Linked DNA regions of Homo sapiens: regions 1 and 2 are each linked to region 3. Evidence: chromatin loops called from intact Hi-C (ENCODE). Cell type or tissue: dorsolateral prefrontal cortex. All regions are shown on one strand. Region 1 overlaps S1PR3 (sphingosine-1-phosphate receptor 3). Region 2 overlaps LOC124902201 (syncytin-A-like). Region 3 overlaps DAPK1 (death associated protein kinase 1).

Region 1 (8,000 bases), 1.3 Mb after region 3:
TAACCAGGGAAGTGCACTGACTTGCATGCTTTGAAGAAGAGAAGGGAGAAAAGATACAAAACCCTCACCTGGTTTGTCTGTAACAGTTGTTATTTCTCAGGGGAGCTGCATTAATGGGCCAAGCCTGTGCAGCTGGGTGTGTGAAGCATGCATTTTGCAATGGACTGTCTCCAAAAGCAGAGCGAGGTCACCCAAGAAATCTAGAGCAAGGGAAAATACTCATTAGCAAAGGAATTTTGCTGGAGCCTTGTAACGGCCGACTCATTATTTCCTTTCCAAGTTATTTTAAATGAAATTTTAAAAAACATCTTGCTTTCCAAGAAATTTTGCTTGTTGGCATATGTTTGGTGTTTTGATTCAGTTTGGAGGATGAACTAGTTAATTTCCCTGGGAGTACATGCCTATTAAAAATATAGCATCCTGCATCTGACCAAGATGCTATCTTACTATCTTATTGTGCCTATCTTTTATGCGGAGAGAGAAAGGGGGGTGTTGGGAAGGAGACCAGACTGTGGAAACATTTTCTTTATTTTTTCTCTTTTTCTTCCTTTTATAGTTTGTTTATTTTTCAACTTGACATGGGTAGAGAAAGCGAATCGCTAGTATAGAAAGCACATCTGGAATCCATCCGGCCTCCTCTCTCTGGCTCACCCTCCTCCCAGCAATGTTTCTCCTTGGAAGTTGGGGGAAGGTAGGCACCTCTGACCTTGGCAGGGTCTAACTTGGGGTCATCCACTGCATACTCATCTTCCAGAAGGCGTCTTATTCCTCCTCGACAAAAAAAAAATGTGTTGGTATTAAAATGCTTTGAGGTAGGCTGGATGAACCCAGCTTAGTGAGGATGACATGAAAACCCTTAGCTAATGGGGTCTTTATTGAGTAGAACTCAGGTAAGTTCAGATGTAAGCAGTGTCTCTCAGTAAACATGAAAAGACTGAAGATGCAGACAATCAAATACTTAAGTCTCTTGAAGAGCTGGGTGGTGGGCGGGGGTCTTCCCAGGTGGTCAGGGAGATGTGTTAGTGTAGCACTTGGAAGAGAGTGGAACGACCAGGCAAGGATGTGCCGTGGAGGTGGGCAGTGGGAGCAGCCCAGTGTCAGCATCTGTATTGGTTAGAAGACCACCGCTAATGAGGAGGAGCGTCTCTACCCTGCAGCTGTCTGTACTCCTGTGTCTTCCGTAATGTGCCAAGCTCTCTGAATATATGCAAAACTAGTCTGCAAAAAGCCATATGTCTCAGCATCTGGCTTTATTTCTAAGTGTTCAGGTGGAATTTAAGCCGCGATCAAATTTACAATGTCACTGCCAGCTCTGGACACTTACTTTTGGAATAAAGCAAAGAGTGAACACTAATACTGCATCAGTCTTGCCCTCTGTTAGGGGCCGCCCCTTCTCCCCACACCAGTTTTGCAAGATGGGCTGGCTGGGGTCTGAGAAACCCAGTGCCTCCGAGTCATGGTTAAAGCCCATCTCAGACACCAACACACCGCTCACAAATCAACATCGACCTGCGAAAACATGGACATGTGTTCGCCAAGAGAACATCCTCAATCAATCCCAGCAGTGCTACTTGATGATAATCAACACATGGGCCATGGAAGAAATTACCCCATGTCCATAAACAAGAATGAATAGAGGGTAGTGTATCTACCCACACCATGAGAGCAAGAATATTCAGCATGCAGGTGCATCTATGTGCATGACTCGTACAAGCATCATGGGGAGAGGAAAGCAATGGACACAATTGTATCCTGTAGGGTTTCATTCACGTGAAGGTCAGAAGCAGGCTAAACTCACCTAGGGGAGAGTCCTATCCCAGGTAGTGGTCATGCTTGGGGACAGGTGGTGACTAGGAGGGGCACAAGGAAGGCTGCAGGGTCCGGCCCATCTTGTTGCTGGCCTGGGTGCTGGTCTCACTGATCTCTGTGTGGTGGGGCAGGTCAGCCTCCCAGGCCTGCTGGTGCCTGCAGTGCCCAGCACTCCTGCCGTGCCTGGCAGTGTTAGTACCAATCCGCCAGAGTGACTGACTCCCCTCTTGCCCTGAGTAGGGCTTGCTGACTCCAGGAGCCTCAGGGCGGGGTGGGCTTTGAGCTTTCTTCTAGCAAACTTGAGGTCTGTGGCTGGTACCCCTCAGGAGCGGAGGGGAACTCTTGTCCATGAGATGCTTTTAACCGTGCGCAATAATGTGTAGACGCATCCAAAATCAATCTGGCCTTTAGCCCAGCACTTAACTCTTGGGATGAGGCCTGCTTTGTAAATGTTGATAATCCAGAGAAAATGAGCTTTTAGATTCCAAAGACAGCCAGATATCTTCCACTTATGCAAAATGCAGAGAATCATATTTAACAAAAGATGTTCTGGACAAATATGCTTCTTGAGGGATGAATATTTAATTATAAGGGAAATGATAAATCAAACATTAATGGGAAAATATGTTTGCCCTCAAGATTCATGATTTTGATGGGTCTCTGGCAAATCTTATACTATGTTTATTGGGGTTATTTTATTGCTGGTTATTAGTTTTTAATTGTTTGCTTGTTTTCTGCTCTGATCAATTTTTGTATAAGCCGTGGGTCTATTCACCCTCTTCTCTCCATTCCCGGGAGCAAGTCCACATCTGGCTGTTGGATGCATGGCAAAAGCAAAGGTGTGGAGAAGGTTCAGAGGAGACAGGACATGTATAAAATGGTAGGGTCAGGTTGTCATGGGGGAAACTGAGGCACAGGAGGCAAGCTGAGTTAGTACAAGAACAGTCTGAATCATAACGACATGCCAGTATTACCTAAAAGGATGAGGAACATGGAGCTGTACTTGAATCCCTACGTGAGCTGGGGAAAAGGGGCCTCAGGAATCACTGACATTGGAACCAAGGTTTGTCTGCAGCTTGTCGGTTTCTGGGACAGAAACCCAACATACTGGAGTGGGTATCCCAGCAATCTGTAGGATAAACCAGGACACTGTGGTGTCATGGATAGCTGGCTGTCTGCCAGGTGATGGCCCCTCTGGTTGCAATGTGAGCCGGGCAGGTCATCCATTTGGCAGCATGGTGAGGGCTCTGGCCCCAGTTGCTATGGGAGGGAGGATGCTGGCACAGGGCACTGTTCACAGACTGCCTTTGCTCCATGCCTTTTCCATGAGCATGAGTGGCTGTTCGTGTGGGAAACGGCAGAGCCCTCGCGGTCCCCATCAGCACTGTGCAGTGGTACCGGAGGTGGCAGGAGACAGCCTGATGGCCCAGGTTGTCTTCATACCCGGCTTCATGCCAGGGTGCATGCCGGGCATAGCACATGTGTCCCTGAGAGGCCCCTGATCAGGGGTGGAAACCCAGCAAAGTGAAAATCAGAAATAGTGATTCTCCAGTTCCTGTTCACAGATAAAGAAAGAAAGAAATAATAAGCAATACTAGGCCTGGTGTGGTAGTTCACACCTGTAATCCCAGCACTTTGGGAGGCCAAGGCAGGCAATCACTTGAGGTCAGGAGTTCAAGACCAGCCTGGCCAACATGGTGAAACCCCGTCTCTACTAAAAATACAAATATTAGCCGGGCATGGTGGCGGGCGCCTGTAGTCCCAGCTACTCAGGAGGCTGAGGCAGAAGAATCGCTTGAACCGGGGAGGCGGAGGGTGTGGTGAGCCGGGATCGCACCGCTGCACTCCAGCCTGGGTGACAGAATGAGACTCCATCCCAAAAACAAAACAAAACAAAACAAAAAACAAACAAAAACAACTAAAAGGACAGTATCTTTTTAGCACCCATCAGTGTACAGGATGCTGGGGAGGGTACTGTGAACTTACCCATGGTGAAAGTCCCTGTGTTAATGGATAAGCTCAATGCTCAGAAAATGCTGCTGACTGTGGTATTGCCCCATTTAAAGAGACAGTTTGCAGTACGTTTTCAGAAGTGGCATGCAGCCTCAGAGAAAAGTCACCAGGGGCTGGCATGATTCCAGAAAATGTTACAGAGCAAGTGGAATTTGACTTGAGGCTTGAAGGATGGGCAAGATTTAAATAAAATTCAGAAACGGTAGAGAGGGAGGGGCTGGGGGGAAGGCTGCCCACTGGACTGTCCTGTTTGCCTCCAGGAGAACCTACAGGCAAGACATGGTCTCTTCTCAGGTGAATGGGAAGCCAAGTAGGGCTGGCATGGGTGAGCCACAGCTCGAGGAGGCAGGCCCCGGGCCCTGCGCTGCCTGTCATGGCTCATGAGTGATGGGAGAGATCTGGGCAGGCAACCTCCTCTCATCCTGCATCATCAGCCTGGACTTGGAACTTGGCTGCTTTTTCTTTCTGCAGTTAGCAGAGGGCCTTGGCCAACACATAAGCCTTTCTGCCAGCACTTGGCATTCCAGCTGACCTCGACCCAAGGCCTCTGTGACTTCAGGAGGCGGCAGCTGGGAAGGGTCAGGGCAGTTCCAGGCAGAGCACAGACGTCAGCTCAGACATCCTACCCCCCGCCAACCCCCCGCCCCCGGGGTTTCCAGAGCAACCAACACCACCAAGCTCCAGGACACTGGAAAAAAAATCTTTGCAAAGAAGCAAGGGGCCATCTCAGAAAATCCAGGTCCCCCAAATTGATGTAGGGAGAGGAGGGCTTTGACAGCATTCAGCACTCCAGAGGGTCACGAGGATACAGAAACCATTTGGAGCCACCTCTGCTTCTCAGCCCCACCCAGGCAAGCCCTGGATCTTCAAGGGACTGATTTGTACCTGGGAATAAACTCATGCATGGATGAGATTCAGAGTCAATCACACCCTAAAATGCAGAGCCCATAGTATTGGTGAGTTGTTCATGTGTCTCTGAAGCAAATTTAGGGCTGTGGTTCAAACATCGTAAAAGTTAAAAAAAATTCACTGGATACACACAGTAGGCTCTTTTAAATTAGCCTCATTTGAACTTAATTACATATTTAAATACTCAAATAATAAATGATGGCTGGGTGCGGTGTCTCATGCCTGTAATCCCAGCACTTTGGGAGGCTGAGGCAGGCTGATCACTTGAGGTCAGGAGTTCGAGCCCAGCCTGGCCAACATGGTGAAACCCCGTCTCTACTAAAAATACAAAAATTAGCCATGCATGGTGGCGGGTGCCTGTAATCCCAGCTACTTGGGAGGCTGAGGCAGCAGAAGCACTTGAACCCAGGAGGCAGTGGTTGCAATGAGCCGAGATCGCACCACTGCATTCCAGCCTGGGTGACAGAGCAACACTGTGTCTCAAAAGAAAATTTTTTTTAATAAAAATAAAAAATAAAATAAAATAAGTGAGTCCACTGAAAGCGGTTTCTACCTTGATAGTTGGGTGTGTGGCGTCATCAACATCACAGAAGGCTGATCGATATTACCAGGTGTGGTTGAGTGCAAGTGTTTGAGGTCTCGTGGGGGAAGAGTTTGGAATTCAGAATCCATTGAGGCCTTCACTCACCACTTTCCCTCTCTCGCTGTGTTCCCAAATGTGCCACTTTTCTGTTGGCTCACATGCACCCATGCTCTATTTGATATTCAGGGCTCTGAATTTCAAGCCAGACTCAGTCAGTGTGATTGTCACTGCTTTCCTGTCCTTCCTTTATCATCTGTAGACTTGGGTCCCGTTTTTGCAGGTTGATGTTCTGTCTTCGCTGGGCTCTGGACTCACTGCTCACGAGTGCGGTGTCTGCATGGGCACTGCCCAGACATGCACTGTTGGTCCCTCGATGGCTGCATGGTCAGGCCTCAGGGCTCTCTGCCAGGCCGACCTACAGCCCATACAGACCTGATTTCTGGGCCTGGATCCAGGGGATGCCATCTGGGAAGTGCGGGATCTTCCCACGATGTCACTGTAAAACTCACCAGGGAGGTTTTAGAAATTGAACCGGCATCATTCAGATTCCATCCTGCTTTTTGGTCCTGAGAAAATCCTGCTTTTCCCTGAGTAACTGGGATAATGGGTCACCAGCTCCCATGCCCTAGATGAGGACTAGTTAGCATTTTCTAGTGCCTGGAGATTTCCAGATGGAAGCTGTACTTGGGTCTGTGTATCTTTGTTACAGGATTCAATAATTCATGCACTGAATTTCCCTTCCCGGCAACTCCAGACACCAAATCGCTTCCCATGGTGTCCCCCAATCACTTAGGAATTTAGCCTGTGTCTAAAGACCCTCTCTGCAGCCTGACGTGGCTAGCCATCCCAGTACTTCCACGTTTTTCATGCCTTTCTCCAACAGCGTTGCCGTGGCCCCTTAGGCGGCGATCGTTTTATCAATGGTCGCTCCCTCTTTTTATCTGTTGGCAGGAGCCCTTTTTCAACGCCCTCGCTGGAGTCTGGCCTGCACGCCTTGCTGAATGAAGCCGGAACCTCAGCCCCGCTTCCCTTTGAAATGAATGTTCCTGGGGCGCCCTCTCGTGGATTTTGGAGCTAATCGTCTGTGAATGCCAAGTGATGGCAACTGCCCTCCCGCCGCGTCTCCAGCCGGTGCGGGGGAACGAGACCCTGCGGGAGCATTACCAGTACGTGGGGAAGTTGGCGGGCAGGCTGAAGGAGGCCTCCGAGGGCAGCACGCTCACCACCGTGCTCTTCTTGGTCATCTGCAGCTTCATCGTCTTGGAGAACCTGATGGTTTTGATTGCCATCTGGAAAAACAATAAATTTCACAACCGCATGTACTTTTTCATTGGCAACCTGGCTCTCTGCGACCTGCTGGCCGGCATCGCTTACAAGGTCAACATTCTGATGTCTGGCAAGAAGACGTTCAGCCTGTCTCCCACGGTCTGGTTCCTCAGGGAGGGCAGTATGTTCGTGGCCCTTGGGGCGTCCACCTGCAGCTTACTGGCCATCGCCATCGAGCGGCACTTGACAATGATCAAAATGAGGCCTTACGACGCCAACAAGAGGCACCGCGTCTTCCTCCTGATCGGGATGTGCTGGCTCATTGCCTTCACGCTGGGCGCCCTGCCCATTCTGGGCTGGAACTGCCTGCACAATCTCCCTGACTGCTCTACCATCCTGCCCCTCTACTCCAAGAAGTACATTGCCTTCTGCATCAGCATCTTCACGGCCATCCTGGTGACCATCGTGATCCTCTACGCACGCATCTACTTCCTGGTGAAGTCCAGCAGCCGTAAGGTGGCCAACCACAACAACTCGGAGCGGTCCATGGCACTGCTGCGGACCGTGGTGATTGTGGTGAGCGTGTTCATCGCCTGCTGGTCCCCACTCTTCATCCTCTTCCTCATTGATGTGGCCTGCAGGGTGCAGGCGTGCCCCATCCTCTTCAAGGCTCAGTGGTTCATCGTGTTGGCTGTGCTCAACTCCGCCATGAACCCGGTCATCTACACGCTGGCCAGCAAGGAGATGCGGCGGGCCTTCTTCCGTCTGGTCTGCAACTGCCTGGTCAGGGGACGGGGGGCCCGCGCCTCACCCATCCAGCCTGCGCTCGACCCAAGCAGAAGTAAATCAAGCAGCAGCAACAATAGCAGCCACTCTCCGAAGGTCAAGGAAGACCTGCCCCACACAGCCCCCTCATCCTGCATCATGGACAAGAACGCAGCACTTCAGAATGGGATCTTCTGCAACTGATCGTCTCCATGCGCCCTGCTCTGCGGCTGTGTTCTTATTTATTGCATGCGTCGCTTCCACAGGGGCCCCTCAAGAGCTGTGACTCGGGAGAGCTACCTTACTTTGACCAACAGCCTGCCCAGTGTGGATGTCTCTTACAGAGGGGGCCCAAGGAATCACCACCCCGCTTCAGTGTAAACAACGTGCCTTGTCCACTTTGGGCTCCAGAGTCTTTCAGATGTACTAAGCTGCTGACATCATCCACTGCCTTCTGCTGCATCCTAGACACCCTCCCTGTTGTTCACAGAGAGGGAAGGTCGTGGGCCACACAATGCTGTGTGACCCTCTCCGTGTGCCTCTGAATGGTGTTTTGATGATTTTACACTACATTTCCTGTGCGTAGAATGGATGCTTGTATATTCGTACATCTCTATGTTACACAGAATTTGTGTTGCAGGTGTTTGCCATGTGG
Region 2 (8,000 bases), 360 kb after region 3:
GCCTGCATCAATCATGATCACAGGAGCACACTGAACAAAGGAAGGAAAAGGTTTTTATCCCTAACACAGTCCCTACCTCTGTGTCACTCCCCCAGGGGCTGGGGTTGGACCGCTCATTCTAAGTTGACCCGATTGGCTATTTGTGAATACTTTTCCAAATAAGGAAGGGAAGGGGGATGTGAGTTACAGTGGTGGGAAGTGCAGTTTCAGTGGGAAGAATGGGTGCAGAGTGGGTAACCAAGGGAGCAGATGTGAGTTATTGATTAGAACTGGTGGGAAGGTTGTTCACAGTAACTAGGGACAAGGAGGCATGGACAACAAGGAAGTCGAGTTTGAGAACAAAGAATAAGGAAGTCAACAGGCTAAATCTTTGAAGAGGAATTTACTGTATCTTATAATTTCCCCCTTTCAATTGTTATGGTCCTTCCTCTTCAAACCTTTTTAACAAGTCTTGGCTTTGCTGTTCGACTTGATCCTCTAAAAGGAAAAGCTTATCTGAATAAGGTGGAGGAGAGCTAAGGGAGGTTTTAGTAAGTACTGTTTCTATAAGCCTCTGTACTAGCCCACGGATACATGGTGTGACACAACACCCAAAAAGAATGACTACACCTATTACGGCTGCAAGAGAAGTAAGAATTGAGGCTATGATTCCTTTCCATTTACCAAACCACCTTTCTAGCCATCCTGAAAAAGGGTCATTGACTCCAGAATTTTTAGCTAATTCATTGGATAAAGCAGTAAGGCCTTGTAAGGCCCTTGTTATGCTCCCACTAGGGGCAGTATTGTTTGGGATGAAGGTACAACATTGAGTTTTGATCATAACACAAACTCCACCTTTTTTGGCTAATATCATGTCTAGGGCCATTCTGTTTTCCCAAGCCATCTGGCTAGTAGGCCCTAACTGTTCAGCTATTCTTTTGACAGCATCTCTAGTGTAGTTAATAAACCGCTGCTGGTTATAATAGATGTAATTTATCCAATCTATGTTTTTACTGATAGTTACCCACCAAAATATTGATTCAAATCCTGCAGCTATCTGGTCTTGAGCTTTGAATTTGTGTGGTACTCCCTGTGGGACTCCAGTTGCGTCTAAATAAACTTGAGAGTCAAAAGACCCATAAGGGGCTTCTCTTATTTTACGGTGTTGTGGCTTTTCTTTTTCTGGTTGAAGAAATGCAAGGGCAAAAGGGATAGCGAATTGGACAAGAGTGCAAGTACCACTCCAGTTACTTGGCAGAGTGTCCAGTAAGGGTCCACCACAATACCACCATACATCCGCTACATCCGCTCGAGAATGACTAACAGCAGACTGATGGGTAAGCTCTTGGAAGGGCTTAAGCTCACTACATCCCATTAAGCTTCCACGGAATGCCAAGTTTTCCCTTGTCATGAGAGACATGAGATGAAACTGACATTGGGAGACGGAAGCTGGATGGCCCTCGGGGGCTGACCCGCAGGGTGTTGAACTTCAGGATAGAGCAGAGAGAGAGCTTGGCATGATATATTGCCCCAAGCTGTAGAATCCTGGAAGAGAGCTACCATACAGCCCATGCTTGGTCGACGGGAGGACCATCTGAGTGGAAAGGGGACAATCTGGGCCTCTGGCCTGCTGTGCGCACAAGCATAACAATTGCTTTTGTTTAAAGTGTGGACGGAATATTTAATCCATTCCATCCAGGCATTTGCATCTTGATATCCTGTTTCAATTGCTAAAGTTTGTTTTAGGTCATTTACTTCTACAATATCTATTTTGGTTTTATCTTTGGGTGGAGGAAGAACAGAACATTGGGGGATAATGTAGAAGGAATGTAGGAGGTGAAGGAGTAATAAAACATATCTCAAAATATCCAATAAGATGTGCCCCTGCTATTTCGGCTCCCATGCCATATAAGCAACTTAAAGTAGGTTTAGGGTCAGTAGAAGTTGGAATGAGAATAGAAATTTGCACTGGATTACATTGGTTATACTGGCAATTATGGGGGGTACTTTCTTTAGTGAAGTGAATGTATGGTTTTAAGGACATACAACCACCGGTTGACGAGGTCCAGCCTTGATATTCAGTTGTCCACACAACATCATTCCAGCTATGGCAGACCTGTTTTCCTGCATTCGTTAAGGAACAAGGGTCTTGATAGGGGGAGCCTTTTATCTTAAAGGGGCAGAGATACTTCTCTGAGTCTGAGAGTTGCTTTTGACTTTGGAGATCTCCACAGGGTATGACAAGACATGCATCGAAGGTAATAGTTTGGGGTGAGCTTGACCTGGTTACATTAATAATGAGGTGGTCAGCCATAGAATGAGGAAAGAAGAAGGAGTAATAGAATAGATGAAGGAGAGTTAAACTTTTCTTAGCGTTAGTTTGGTAGGGTTTTCCCCTGGGATAACGGCCCATGACTCCGGAGGTGGTGATGCTTTCTTGACTGGGGTGTGATGGGTCCATCCTTTTTCTGCTATCTGGACTGTGGTTTCAGTGTTAGGAGCACCAGGTAAGGTCCTTCCCAGGCTGGTTCGAGTTTCTCCTCTTTCCAGCTTTTGATGAGGACATGATCCCCAGGCTGATGTTGATGTACTGGGAACTCCAGGGGCCGTGCCTGTGTTTTGAGACCTTTGGTTTTAAGAAAAGAGAACGTAGAGTCTGATGAAAGCTTTTTATTTTTACTTTTTATTTTTATAAGCTCTGTTGGACTTGAGAAAGCTTTTTAAATTTTCTTTCTTTAAGCAGAATCTGATCAAATATTCAATATAACAGGAAACAGTGCATTTTATGCTTAAGGAGAAGAAAATGTAGCACATCATGATTTAGTTGTTTTTTTTGTTTTTGTTTTTTGTTTTGTTTTGTTTTGTTTTTTTGAGATGGAGTCTCGCTCTTGTCACCCAGGCTGGAGTGCAGTGGCGCTATCTCGGCTCACTGCAAGCTCCGCCTCCCGGATTCACGCCATTCTTCTGACTCAGCCTCCTGAGCAGCTGGGACTACAGGCGCCCGCCACCATGCCCGGCTAATTATTTTTTGTATTTTTAGTAGAGATGGAGTTTCACCGTGATCTCGATCTCCTGACCTTGTGATCCGCCCGCCTCCGCCTCCCAAAGTGCTGGGATTACAGGCGTGAGCCAGCGGCTCATGATTTAGGTTTTTAATACATTTCTATTTTGCAGATTGGGATTGAGACAGTTATGTTTGGTTTGGACAGTGACCCCAGTGTGATGATTGTCTGTGTGGCCTTAATGTTGACCCGGGTTGTTCTCATGAAAGATCATTTCAAGATCCATACAACCAAGATTTCAGGACTGTTGGCAAAATAGGGGAAAGTAAGTCACTATGGTGATGCAGACACTCAAAAACGTCTGTATTGGGAAACTACTTCATTTGGGTTTATAACGACCGCTTTTTTTTTTTTTTTTTTTGATACGGAGTTTTGCTCTTTCACCCAGGCTGGAGTGCAATGGCGAGATCTCAGCTCACTGCAACCTCCGCCTCCCGGGTTCAAGTGATTATCCTGCCCCAGCCTCCCGAGTAGCTGGAATTACAGGCGCCCAGCTAATTTTTGTATTTTTAGTAGAGACAGGGTTTCACCATATCAGCCAGGCTGGTCTCGAACTCCTGACCTCAGGTGATCCACCCGCCTTGGCCTCCCAAAATGCTGGGATTACAGATGTGAGCCACTGTGCCCAGCCTAGATGATTTCTTCACAGCACATATCATTAAAAAGTTATCCCAAACACTAGACATTAAATGGGAATATCATACTCTTTGGCACCCACCTTTGTCAGGTAGGGTAGAAAGGATGAATCAGACCCTGAAGAACCACTTAACCAAATTAGTTCTAGAAACTTGGCTGCCATGGATTAAATGTCTTCCTATTGCCTTGTTAAGAATCTGAACTGCCCCTCGGAAAGATACTGGCCTTTCTCCTTATGAGATGCTCTATGGATTGCCTTATTTACACTCCACTGCTGACATTCCTACATTAGAAACAAAAGACCAATTTCTCAGGAATTATATACTTGGTCTCTCCTCTACTTTCTCTTTAGAAGGCCTGGGAAATGAAGGCCTAGGTCACCTAGTTGGAGGCTTGGGTCCTTTGAACAGGGGTCTGGACCCTTTATAGTTTTTGGCCCCCTGGAGACCTTGTTTAGAAGCATATGGGTTTGGAGCCATCTGCTGGAAAGTAGATAGCATGGATTTTGCTTTTTGTTTCTGCTTTTCTTCGCCTCTCCTCACATACACTTTTTGAGCTTCTCTGAGAAGTTCACTTAGGGCTTGGTTTTCCCAATCTTCTAATTTTTGTAACTTTTAGAAAATGTCTGACCAACTTTTAGTGACATAATGGAGCTTTAACATTCCCTGTCCAAGGAGATCTTCCAAATTTAGGCCTGCATATTGTCTCATTTGCTCCTTTAGCCTGTCTAAGAATTTCATAGGCCCTTCATCTTTTTCCTGTTGTATATTAAATGCTTTAGAGAGCTTTGGGGTTCGGGTACTGATTCTCTAATTCCTTTTATTATCATTTCCCATAGGTCTTGCATATTTTCCCAGTGAGCTGCATTATTATTGTCCCACTGTGGGTCTTGGGTGGGAAATTTTTTATCTGCAGTGGAATGTTTTGACCAGGAGGGTGTTCATGTTCCCAAATTGCCATAGCAGCCCTACAGATTATGCTTCTTTCTTCCCCTGAAAAGAGGATACCTAGGATGGACATTAACTTGACCCAAGTATATAACTGAGGTCCCAAGAATTGATCAACCTGATCTGACACCCCATAAGGGTCATCTAACAATGGCTTCGTTTCCTTTTTCAAACTTTGGACTTCTGAACTGGTTAAGGGAGCATTCACAAAGCCAATAGCTCCCCCTCCTTGTGGCACCTCTTTTAAGGGGAAGAGAGTCAGGGCTGACTTCTTAGGTGTGGAGAGAAATGGGAAATTCTGGATATTCTTTTTATATTGTTCTACCTCATGCTGGAGTCCTTTTAGGGAGGAGTACTTGGGCTGGGAGGGAACAGGCTCATGGGATGATGATTCCCAAGAATCAGGATTTTAAGGAGGAGAAATAATGTGAGCAGGGGAAGGATCTGGAGCGGGATCCAGGATGGCAACAGCTGCCTGAGGGGAAGGTTTAGGGGCCCTGAGTGGGGGAAGATGGTCTAGGGGAGCCCATGTGCTGGAGTCTTTAGGCACGGGAACTGGCTTTTCTGACTCTTCATTCTGAGTTGCTAGATTGGGTTTTTCCCTAGTTGTATTTAAGGGAAAGAGGAGGACAGGTCCCTGCCTTCAACAAAGAGGATAGTCCAGTTCTTCTTAATATTTTTTTTTTTTTTGAGACAGAGTCTCGCTCAGTCACCCAGGCTGGAGTGCGGTGGCCGGATCTCAGCTCACTGCAAGCTCTGCCTCTTGGGTTCACGCCATTCTCCTGCCTCAGCCTCCCAAGTAGCTGGGACTACAGGCGCCCACCACCACGCCTGGCTAATTTTTTGTATTTTTTAATAGAGACGGGGTTTCACCATGTTAGCCAGGATGGCCTTGATCTCCTGACCTCATGATCCACCCGCCTCGGCCTCCCAAAGTGCTGGGATTACAGGTGTGAGCCACTGCGCCCGGCCTGTCCAGTTCTTCTTGAGAAACTGGACTTTTATCATTTACATATTGAATTAGAAGTTGACACATCACATCCTCATTAGACCCAAACTTTGGCCAGAAGATTGAGGGATTGAGGATGGGTCCCTGAGTCCAAATAAAATAGCAATATTTTATCATTTGTTGCTTTTTCTTATGTTTAGTCCTCTCATTATCTTTCCAATATTTCAACATGAGACCTAGGGAACTATCGGGGGAATATCTTTATTGCTATCTTTATCCATTTTTTTTTTGAGATGGAGTCTTGCTCTGTTGCCCAGGCTGGAGTGCAGTGGTGCAATCTCAGCTCACTGCAAGCTCTGCCTCCTGGGTTCACTCCATTCTCCTGCCTCAGCCTCCCAAGTAGTTGGGACTACAGGCACCCACCACTGCACCTGGCTAATTTTTTGTATTTTTAGTAGAGATGGGGTCTCACCGTGGTAGCCACAAAGGTCTCAATCTCCTGACCTCATGATCCGCCCGTCTCAGCCTCCCAAAGTGCTGGGATTACAGGCGTGAGCCACCGTGCCCAGCCCTATCTTTATCCTTTTTACTCCCTGTCTTGCTTGGGGTATTTCCCATGTTGGGTTCCAATTAGGCTCAATCTCTCATACTGGAGACTTCTTACCTATTCTTCTCTTGAGGCTTGCTGAGGCTCAATCCCTCATATTAGAGATTTCTTGCTTATCCTTTAACCCCACCTGCTGGAGGCTCTTTGCACCCTTCTCCCTTTGCTTCGCCCACTCTGGCCACTTCCCTCTTGGGAATGTTTCAGGCCCCTCTTAGCATTGATGGCGGGTCAGTATAAACCCCTGCTGGGACCCCCAAAGGGCCTCCCTAAGCCGTATGAGGTGACCACAGAACTGCAGATTGGACTCACTCACACTACACAGCAGTCATGCTTGTTGCCATTCATGTGCTTTAAGCCTCCAGAATATCCCAACCACCAAGGAAGTACTTTGTTGCTGCTGCAAAGTTTCTTACCTTAGTATGTGCACAGAGTTACTTGGTCGCCACGGTGTTGCAAGACTTTTTCTCCTCGCGATGCTGAGAGTCTGGGTTTATTCGTTGCACCAGGTGGGTCCTGATTCTTCACCCTGAGGCCACCTCAATGAGGCAGTGGGACGCGTCTCCTCATGAGAGGTGACTGGAGACCCCTTTCCTGGAGGAAAATGGGGATCCTGGATGAGTCCCCAGATTTGCTGGAAACAAATGCTCAGAGCTGCAAAGTGAAACCAGCACTCAGGCAAAGGTTTTCTCAGCAAGGCAATTTACTTCTGCAGAAGGGTGCTGCCTGTGTCAATCACGATCACAGGAGCACACTGAACAAAGGAGGGAAAGGGTTTTTATCCCTAATGCAGTCCCTACCTCTGTGTCACTACCCCAGGGGTTGGGGTTGGACCACACATTCTAAGTTGACCTGATTGGCTATTTGTGAATACTTTTCCAAATAAGGAAGGGAAGGGGGATGTGAGTTACAGTGATGGGACGTGCAGTTTCAGTGGGAAGAATGGGTGCAGAGTGGGTAACCAAGGGAAAGATGTGAGTTATTGATTAGAACTGGTGAGAAGGTTGTTACAGTAACTAGAGGCAAGGAGACATGGAGAACAAGGAAGCTGAGTTTGAGAACAAAGAATAAGGAAGTTAACAGGCTAAATCTTTGAAGGGGAATTTACTGTATCTTACATTCACCATCCACCCATTGCTCAGCAGATAGCCTGTGCTTGGCTCAGGGTCGTGCTATGAGTGCCCATCAAGGCCCTCAGGCATTGGGACATCAGGCGGCAAGTACACATGGTAGCCCCAGGTGTGAAAATGCCCAAGGAGAACATCAAGAGAGGCCACGCTGTCAGCCACCACCTCTAGACACGATGGTTGAAGAGAGCTGCCTCACTGGATTAGTGCTTCACCAGAGAAACAGAGATAAGATGATCTATCTATCTATCTATCTATCTATCTATCTATCTATCTACCTATCTATCTGAATGTAAACCAAATATAAAGTCTAAGCCTCCTAACTGACTGAATGGATCAGTGGCCAAAGGGATTCCAAAGACATGGGAAAAACTAGTTCAGGTCATGACAGGAAGGGACGAGGGGTCAGACGTGCCTCATTATACTCCCTCCCTTTTGGAGTTTAGAAAAACTGACCAGTATTATCATTAAAATAGAGATCCCAAGACTGACAACACAGATTCTGTGTAGCAATGAGATACCCACTCTGAACTGACCCTGGTATAACATCCCATGACAGATAACAGGCCCTAAAGGGAATCAAAGTATTTTATTCCAAAATTTATTTTTCTTTGACATATATTAAAATGGACCTGTAAAGCTTTTTCTTTTCTTTCTTTCTTTCTTTTTTTTTTTTTTTTTTTTGTGAAATGGCGT
Region 3 (8,000 bases):
ATCAAAAGTGCTAGTAGCTATTTAACAGTAAGATAAGGTTCCTATTCCAGACCTACAGTTATGAAGTGGACATTTGGGCCATCCAATTATGTTTTTCTGATAAATTTCTAAATAAAGTGTGGGGGTCACACACACACACACGCGCACACACACACACACACATTGAAGGCTTCACAGTTGCTCCATCCAACTTGTCATGCATCAAAATGCAATGGAAATAGGCAGATTCTTAGAGACAGAAAACATCTCTATGGTTGCCAGGGGCTGAGCAAAGAGGGGAATGAATGGCAAGTGACTGCTCACGGGTACAGAGCTTCCTTTTGGGGGTGACACAAATGTTCTGGAAGGAGACAGCAGTGATGGTCCTGCAGCACTGAAAATACACTAAAAGCCTCTGAATTTCACAGTTGAAAATGGTGACTTTGATGTTATGTGAATTTTACCTGAATTTTCAAAGTTTTCATTGGAGATAGAAATAAACATACCGCCAGGCACGGTGGCTCACACCTGTAATCCCAGCACTTTGGGAGGCCAAGGCGGGCGGATCACCTGAGGTCGGGAGTTCGAGACCAGCCTAACCAACATGGAAAAACCCTGTCTCTACTAAAAACACAAAATTAGCTGGGCATGGTGGCTCATGCCTGTAATCCCAGCTACTCGGGAGGCTGAGGCAGGAGAATCGCTTGAACCCAGAAGGCAGAGGTTGCGGTGAGCTGAGATCGTGCCATTGCACTCCAGTCTGGGCAACAAGAGTGAAACTCCGTCTCAAAAAAGAAAAAAAGAAACATATCTTCAGCATGGGTAAAAACTGCACACCGGGGATTAGGAATCTTGAGAATCATTATTTGCCTCTTTTTCTGTCACTCACTGGCTCTTTCTCATCCATGCTCAGGATACGCACCGAGGACTCTTCATCCAGCAGCTCCGACCCACACAGAACCTGCAGCCAAGAATTAAGCTCAAGCTGTTTGGCCACTCGGGATCCGGGAAAACCACCCTTGTAGAATCTCTCAAGTGTGGGCTGCTGAGGAGCTTTTTCAGAAGGCGTCGGCCCAGACTGTCTTCCACCAACTCCAGCAGGTTCCCACCTTCACCCCTGGCTTCTAAGCCCACAGGTAGGAACCTCCATGCTGGCCCCGTCTCTCCAGCAGGTGTTGGCTTCCGCACTCTCTCCTTTCAAGGTCTAGGGGGGAAGGGAGTTGTGTTTGGGTCACTTGGCCTATACTGGACCCTGTGGCCTTAGTGGTTTTCAGGTCCAGGTTGGCTGGTAGCCTTGTGTGTGCTGCCTGTTGTCCAGCAGTAACAGACTGACTTGGCAGTAGCAAAACAAGGGCCTCACTGAAATCACAGCCACAGACACAAAGGTCCATCCTCATAAATGTGCAAACTGCAGAATTTGCACAGTCAGCTTTGGGGACACAGTTGCAAATTGCATTGCATTCTACTCAGGGCTCTGGCCTTAGAGACAAAAAGAGCTCAAACTCAAACAGTCCAAGCATAGCACAGATCCAATAGCAGCCCAAGAAGGGTCCTCAACCCTTATCCTTCTTTCTGGAGTGCTACAGGCAGACCCAGTATTGTAGATACATAGAGCAACAAAAAGGGATTTCCAGGAAGCACCATCCTGCTCAGTTCAAGGTTGGATAGAGGTTTCCAGAGGCTCCTTAGTGGTTTTCAGGGATGGTCTCTCTGGTCACATCCACCCTCCTTGGGAACGTTTGCTGCCTTCCGGGCCTTCCACAGACAGGGTTATTGATTCACATTAGGGGGCTGTCACGAAACACCTGGCAGTGAGCAAGAGAAAATGATGCAATCTTGGGTGTGATTCCAACTGAATCCTCCTTTAGACAGAGCGAGTGAGTTTGTGGAAAGATAAGAGACCTTCCAAGAGTTTCCTAAACCAGGACAGTTTTGTGCTTTGTGCCTTGATTCATTCTCTGTATATGATGTCACAGAAGAGCCAGGTCTGTTCCCCAGGTTGATGCTAAAGTTTGTGTTTCTCTTACGTCCCCTCAGTGAGGGAGGACGCTGGGGAGCATGGGTAGCTGCGGAGAGTTGGCTGAGATTTATATTCCCTTTTCAACTTCTGTTCTCTGAACACAGCTATAGAATTGAAATGAGGAGAAGAAAGAATAACCAAAACAGAGTTATAATTCATATTATTATATTGCTGATACATATGTCAATATTTATAGAGTACTGTGTGCCAGGAACTGGAAGAAATATGGTCTGAAGGACGCCTCATTTAATCCAAGTGACAGCTTCCGAGGTGTTTTTACCGCTATTTCCCTGCAGCCTTGAGGGGTCAGTTGGCTTCTCTGAGGCGCACAGGTGGCAAATCCCAGAACATCTGGTGCCTGAGCCAGTGCTTGTCAATAACACCCTGCATAAGGAATTCACAGGCACACCTTTCCATTTTCCAGTGTGATTTTTTTGTTTTTTGTCTTTGCATATTAAGTTAAATGTTATTACAAAAGAGTCAAAACTTTAAAAAATTTAAAAGTAGATAATGGAAAAAATGTGACAGAAGGTTAAGATTAATTTATTATTAAAGAAAAAAATTTATTTTATTTATTTTTTTTTTTTTTTGAGATGGAGTCTCGCTCTGTTGCCCAGGCTGGAGTGCAGTGGTGTGATCTCGGCTCACTGCAACCTCCGCCTCCTGGGTTCAAGTGATTCTCCTGCCTCAGCCTCCCAGGTGGCTGGGACTACAGGTGCATGCCACCACACCAGGCTAACTTTTGTATTTTTAGTAGAGACGAGGTTTCACCATATTGGCCAGGCTGGTCTCAGACTCCTGACCTTGTGATCCACCTGCCTCGGCCTCCCAAAGTGCTGGGATTACAGGCGTGAGCCACCGCACCTGGCCTCCAGTGTGATTTCTGCTCTAGTTGAGGATTTAAGTGGGGTTCAGTTGCTCCCTTAGAGGGAGGCAGCACGCTCCTGCTGTGGTTAAGGGCACTGCAGCCTGAACCTCTGTGGTTAGGAGGGTGGGATATGAGAGAGAGAGAGAGGTCATGAGCTCATGATCTGGAAAGTTTGCAAGGCCTAAGTGGGTGTGCAGATGATGCCCAGGAGCCCCCATTGTGGAGTCCTGGGAGTCACCTGTGGCTCTGCCCTTGGCCTCAGAGGTGAGGTATCCATGGCCTTGCTTCTCCTCAGTATCTGTGTCTGGTCTTTGCAGCAGGTTCCTGGTGAAGGGTGGCTCTGGGTGACCCTTTTTCTGCACGCCCCACCATGGGGGGAGCATCTTTAGCCAGGGATCGGGGAGGGGGTCCTGGCGCGGGGGCAGAAGCCCCTCTGCATGAGAGCCCTAAGGTGCAGGCACACCAGCTGCTTTCAGCCCAGCCGTGGGGTCTGGGGAGGAGGCAGCTGTCCTGGTCCCTGGGCCCCCACAGTCAGTGCCGCCTGCCCCTGGTGGAGGAAGTGTGCGCTGGTGGTTGCCCCTGAAGCCTGGTGGCTGAGGGATCCCTGGGCAGGAGGCATAGCTCGGCAGCTGGACTTGGAGGTGGATGAGACAGACAAGATGCCCCCATCCCTGGACTGGGCGGGTCACCAGGCACTTGCTGCCCTCACAGCTTGTACATCAGCATCAGACAGCGCCCGGGAAATGCAGAGCAGGGCACAAGCACAGGGCACCGCGAGGGCGGCCTGGGGAGATTGGACTTTGGCAGAGGGTATGTGTGTTGGGGGCCAACGGAGCAGCGTGGCTTTGTTAGACACCCGAGGAACTGCCGCTCCTGAGCATGCCTCCAGGGACTGGGCCTGGTTCCTGAAGCAGCAACACTGTCACCTGCCAGGGGGCACTGCTCGTGCCTGGCAGGCCGTGCTGGGGTCTCTTTCAGGCCAGGGCTCTGGACACCAGTGACCTCTCCTAGAATTGTCAGGCCCTTTTCCCTTCAATGAGAGAGATGCCTACATGGCAACATTTATATCATCAGACAGCAAGAAGTTTGCTTTTAGAATTTTGGCCCTTTTCCACTGCCGTTCTCTTGAGAACGCTGGAGGCCAAGGCTGAGCTCCCAGCCAGGAGACCGGACGGGGTCCCCTCGAAGTTTTCTGTTGCACACATCACTCAGCTGTGGGGACACTGAGGGTTGTGGCTGTTGAGCTGTGGGAAGGAAAACATCCAAGGTCATAGGAGGCATGAATGTCCAGGAAGAGTATTTGAAGAAGCCATTCCTATTCCCGCGGAGAGGAGCCTGCGGGAGGAATTCCCGGTGACCAGGTAAAGTGGGTCTCCTGGGAGCCGTCACGTTACACCGCCAGGGGGCAGTAGCTAACAAAAATGATTTCCTGGGATTTCGGTGCTTCCCCATGAAATTATTGTTTTCATAACACCTTGTACAAAGCCTGTCCTAACCTTTTATCCTCCCAACGAAAACTGTCACCGAGGAGCAGGAATGACTGCCATTTACCAACGTCTGCTCTCATTAAGCACAGGGCCACATGCCACTAAAAGAAGGCTTGTTCCTGACAGGCAGGCACCCAGACACAAATTCCAGGTCACAGGGAAGTGGACAGACCCATTCTTGGGCAACCCAGCAGCTTTTGCAGGCTGGGATTAACAATATGCAGAGAAATACACTAAAATGGCAGCTATGTTGACATCAAGACTTACATCATTTTGCTTTTGTTTTCTATTTACATTCCTATCTGCCAACTTTCCTACAGAAATAGAATATGTGTTGGTGTTTTTAAGAATAAATCTTGCCCTCCTAGTGCCCTTTCTCCTTTCCCTGTACCTAATCCTGCCCTTAGGATCCACTTTTCTTCTCCTCATCCCCTCCGTTGGATACCCCCATTATCCATGTCCAAAGTCTTAACTCTTTGGTCTTTAAGTAAGGGATTACCTTGGTGTTTGGATCGCCTGTTTTAAAGTCAGATACCCAGGTGAAATGGTCACTTCTTTAGTGCCTCGCAATGTCTATTGTATTAATGGTAAACCAATGGTACTGCAGTTAAGATCAATGAATCCCTTCTCCAATGCAATTCGTTCACCAAGTTCTTACAGAGCACTCTCTGTGGGCCCTGGGTCACAGCCCTGACCAGAAAGGCAGCTTCTGCCTGCACAAGCCTGGTGGGAGAGACGGGGAGCAGGGCAGGCCAGTGAGTAACTGAGACAGTGAGGAAGCACAGGCTCTATGCCTAAACGCAGGGGACCCAGACTCTGTTATTCAGCTCCCGTACAACACCCACAAGTTCACCATTGTTTACATAATGTTTCCTTTAAACTGACTCACTTTTTAAAATGTACTAAAATACATTGATTTGAAAATGAAAGTTAATATCCCTATCATAAATGGGAACCCAGTGTCACTGCCATAAGTAAAAATAAATGCAGTGAACAGCAACCAATGTGAATAAAATCCCGCTAAACGCCAATGCCCACACCCTCTTCATTAAAAGGGAAGATGAGCAGGTGTTGAGGAAATGCTAAAATCGGAAGGCCTCAAGTGGAGACTCGCTGCAAGAACAACTGAAAGGCCTTCAAGGGAATTTCAAAAAGGAGTAGCTTTCACAGTGTGTGATTCAGCATTATTTAATGCTATGGCCTGCTACTGTCTGAAATCATTTTCCATTTAACCTGCAATAATAATCTCATGTGCAAGAGAGAGAAGTCGCTCAGTGGGAGCTGGAGGAAGACAGAGACTGCGAGTATCAGCAAAGTAGCAGGAAGTGAGAAGGGAAGAAACCCGACCTCTGCCCTCCCACCCTCTCCACAGCCTCCCGTTGGCTGACCCTAAGCAGAAATCACATGGCAAGCCAGCCTAGAGACACAATCCCTAGGACCAGCCACCCGGGCAACAGGGCGGGGCAGAAAAGGTTGTGGGGAGGTAGAGCAAGCGGAAAAGCCCACAGCCTTGCTGGGAACACTGCTGCCCTGCACGTGTGAGGGCAGACACACTCAGCCTGAAGCCAGAGTTGGGGTGGGGACAGAGGCGTGCTCCAGAAAAGGAAACCTCAGGGCCAGCCTGGGAGGGAGACAGGCACACGCTGCCCCCATCGAGTACTCATGTGATCCTTTCCATCCTGCAGTCTCAGTGAGCATCAACAACCTGTACCCAGGCTGCGAGAACGTGAGTGTGAGGAGCCGCAGCATGATGTTCGAGCCGGGTCTTACCAAAGGGATGCTGGAGGTGTTTGTGGCCCCGACCCACCACCCGCACTGCTCGGCCGATGACCAGTCCACCAAGGCCATCGACATCCAGAACGCTTATTTGAATGGTATGCCCTGCCTGCCCCAAGGGAAGGACCTCAGGTTTCCCTTCAACAGGGTTGTAAGTCATCCCTAAAGGGAGCTTGTCCTGAGCTGTATCTGTCACTTCCAGAAGGAAATCCAACACAGACTGATATTCAGAGTGAGCCAGGACTGAAGCATGGCTGGCTACCATCCCTAAACAGTGAAATTAAACACTGGGGTATTGTCAGCGCCTAGTAAAGCACTTGGCATACAGTAAGTGCTTGATAAATGACTGTGGAGTAAATTAATAATATTTGTACATATTTATGGGGTACGTGTGATATTTCATTGCGTGTATAGAATGTGTATGTAATGATCAAGTCACATTATGTGAGGTGTCCGTCACTTTGAGTTTTTATCATTTCTATGTGTTGGGAACATTTCAAGTCCTCTCTTCTAGCTATTTTGAAAAATACAACGCATTGTTAACTATAGTCACCCTATTCTGCTATTGAACACTGGAATGTATTTCTTCTATCTAACTGCATGTTTGTACCCATTAACCAACCTATCTTCATTCCCCTCTCCACACACACACACAGCCTTCCCAGTCTCTGGTATCTATCATTCTACTCCCTACCTCCATAAAATCAACTTTTTTAGCTCCCACATGTGAATGAGAACATGCAGTATTTATCTTTCTGTGCCTGGGTTATTTGACTTAACATAATGACCTCCAGTTCTATCCATGTTGCTGCAAATGACGTGATTTCATTCTGTTTTATGTCTGTGCATAAATAGTGTTCTGTTATGTGTATACCACGTTTTCTTTATTCATTTGTTCCTTGATGGACACTTAGGTCAATTCCGTATCTTTGCTATTGTGAATAGTGCTGAAGTAAACATGGGCGTGCACGTATCCCTTTGATATACTGATTTCCTTTCCTTTGGAAAAATGCACAGTAGTGGAATTACTAGATCATATGTTAGCTCAATTTTTAGTCTTTTTGAGAAATCTCCATGCTATTTTCCATAATAACTGTACTAATTTATATTTCTACCAACAGTATATAAGAATTCTCTTTTCTCTGCATCATTGCCAGCTTCTGCTATTTTTTTTTTGTCTTTTTAATAATAGCCATTCTGATTGGTGTAAGAGGGTGTCTCACTGTGGTTTTGATTTGCATTTCTTGGATGATTAGTGATATTGAACATTTTTCTCATTTACCTGTTGGCCATTTGTATGTCTTCTTTTAAGAAATTTCTATGCAGGTTCTTGCTCATTTTTGTTTTCCTTTCTTTTTCAACTTGTATTTTAGATTCAGGGGTCCCTGTGCAGATTTGTTACCTGGTCATATTGCATGATGCTGAGGTTTAGGGTACAAATGATCCCTCCCTCCCACCCCCTCTAGTAGTCCCCAGTTACTATTGTTGCCATCTTTACATCCATGAGTACCGAATGTTTAGTACCCCCTTATAAGTGAGAACATGCCATATTTGGTTTTCTGTTCCTGTGTTAATTCACTTAGGATAATAGCCTCCAGCTCCATTCATGTTGCTGCAAAGGACATGATTTTCTTCTTTTTTATGGCTTCATAGTATTTCATGATGTATATGTATCATATTGTCTTTATCCAGTCTGCCATTGATGGGCGCCTAGGTTGACTCCGTGTCGTTGCTGTTGTGAATAGTGCTGCAATGAACATACTAGTGCATGTGTCTTTTTGGTGGAACAATTTGTTTCCTTTCGGATATATACCCAGAAATGGGATTGCTGGGTCAAACAGTAGTTTTAAGTTCTTTGAGAAATCTCCAA

The links. A loop is a pair of places that touch in the nucleus more often than their neighbours do. Peaks named below come from ENCODE experiments on the same cell type or tissue, not always from the same donor. Only the 100,000 strongest peaks of a DNase experiment are listed, where the experiment ranks them.
Region 1: it touches region 3 in a loop (11-fold over the local background); 5 of 110 quality-filtered maps call a loop at or near these places.
Region 2: a loop joins it to region 3, with 4 times the contacts of the local background. A loop is called at or near these places in 49 of 110 quality-filtered maps.

Annotation. Positions count from the first base shown.
Region 1 is chr9:88,994,789-89,002,788 of GRCh38, forward strand. It overlaps S1PR3 (sphingosine-1-phosphate receptor 3), which reads left to right. Exons shown (of 2, transcript NM_005226.4): 2 at 6,266-8,000. The coding sequence starts at 6,413. The coding sequence ends at 7,549. Among named protein-coding and RNA genes, the nearest start is that of S1PR3, 7.3 kb to the left of the region's middle. RefSeq lists enhancers at 3,758-4,259, 4,260-4,759. In dorsolateral prefrontal cortex, CTCF peaks have their summits at 6,369 (motif pointing left) and 6,568; DNase peaks (open chromatin) are centred at 4,352, 6,353 and 6,863; H3K4me3 peaks cover 987 bases; H3K27ac peaks cover 3,495 bases.
Region 2 is chr9:88,037,507-88,045,506 of GRCh38, forward strand. LOC124902201 (syncytin-A-like) reads right to left here. Exons shown (of 7, transcript XM_047424307.1): 6 at 6,594-6,771; 7 at 1-2,605. The coding sequence starts at 1,399. The coding sequence ends at 416. Among named protein-coding and RNA genes, the nearest start is that of LINC03026, 36 kb to the right of the region's middle. In dorsolateral prefrontal cortex, a CTCF peak has its summit at 4,164 (motif pointing left); no DNase peak of the experiment used is centred here.
Region 3 is chr9:87,680,512-87,688,511 of GRCh38, forward strand. DAPK1 (death associated protein kinase 1) reads left to right here. Exons shown (of 26, transcript NM_004938.4): 20 at 893-1,115; 21 at 6,040-6,228. Among named protein-coding and RNA genes, the nearest start is that of CTSL, 42 kb to the right of the region's middle. In dorsolateral prefrontal cortex, CTCF peaks have their summits at 4,259 (motif pointing right), 4,462 and 6,543; DNase peaks (open chromatin) are centred at 956 and 4,270; H3K27ac peaks cover 2,998 bases.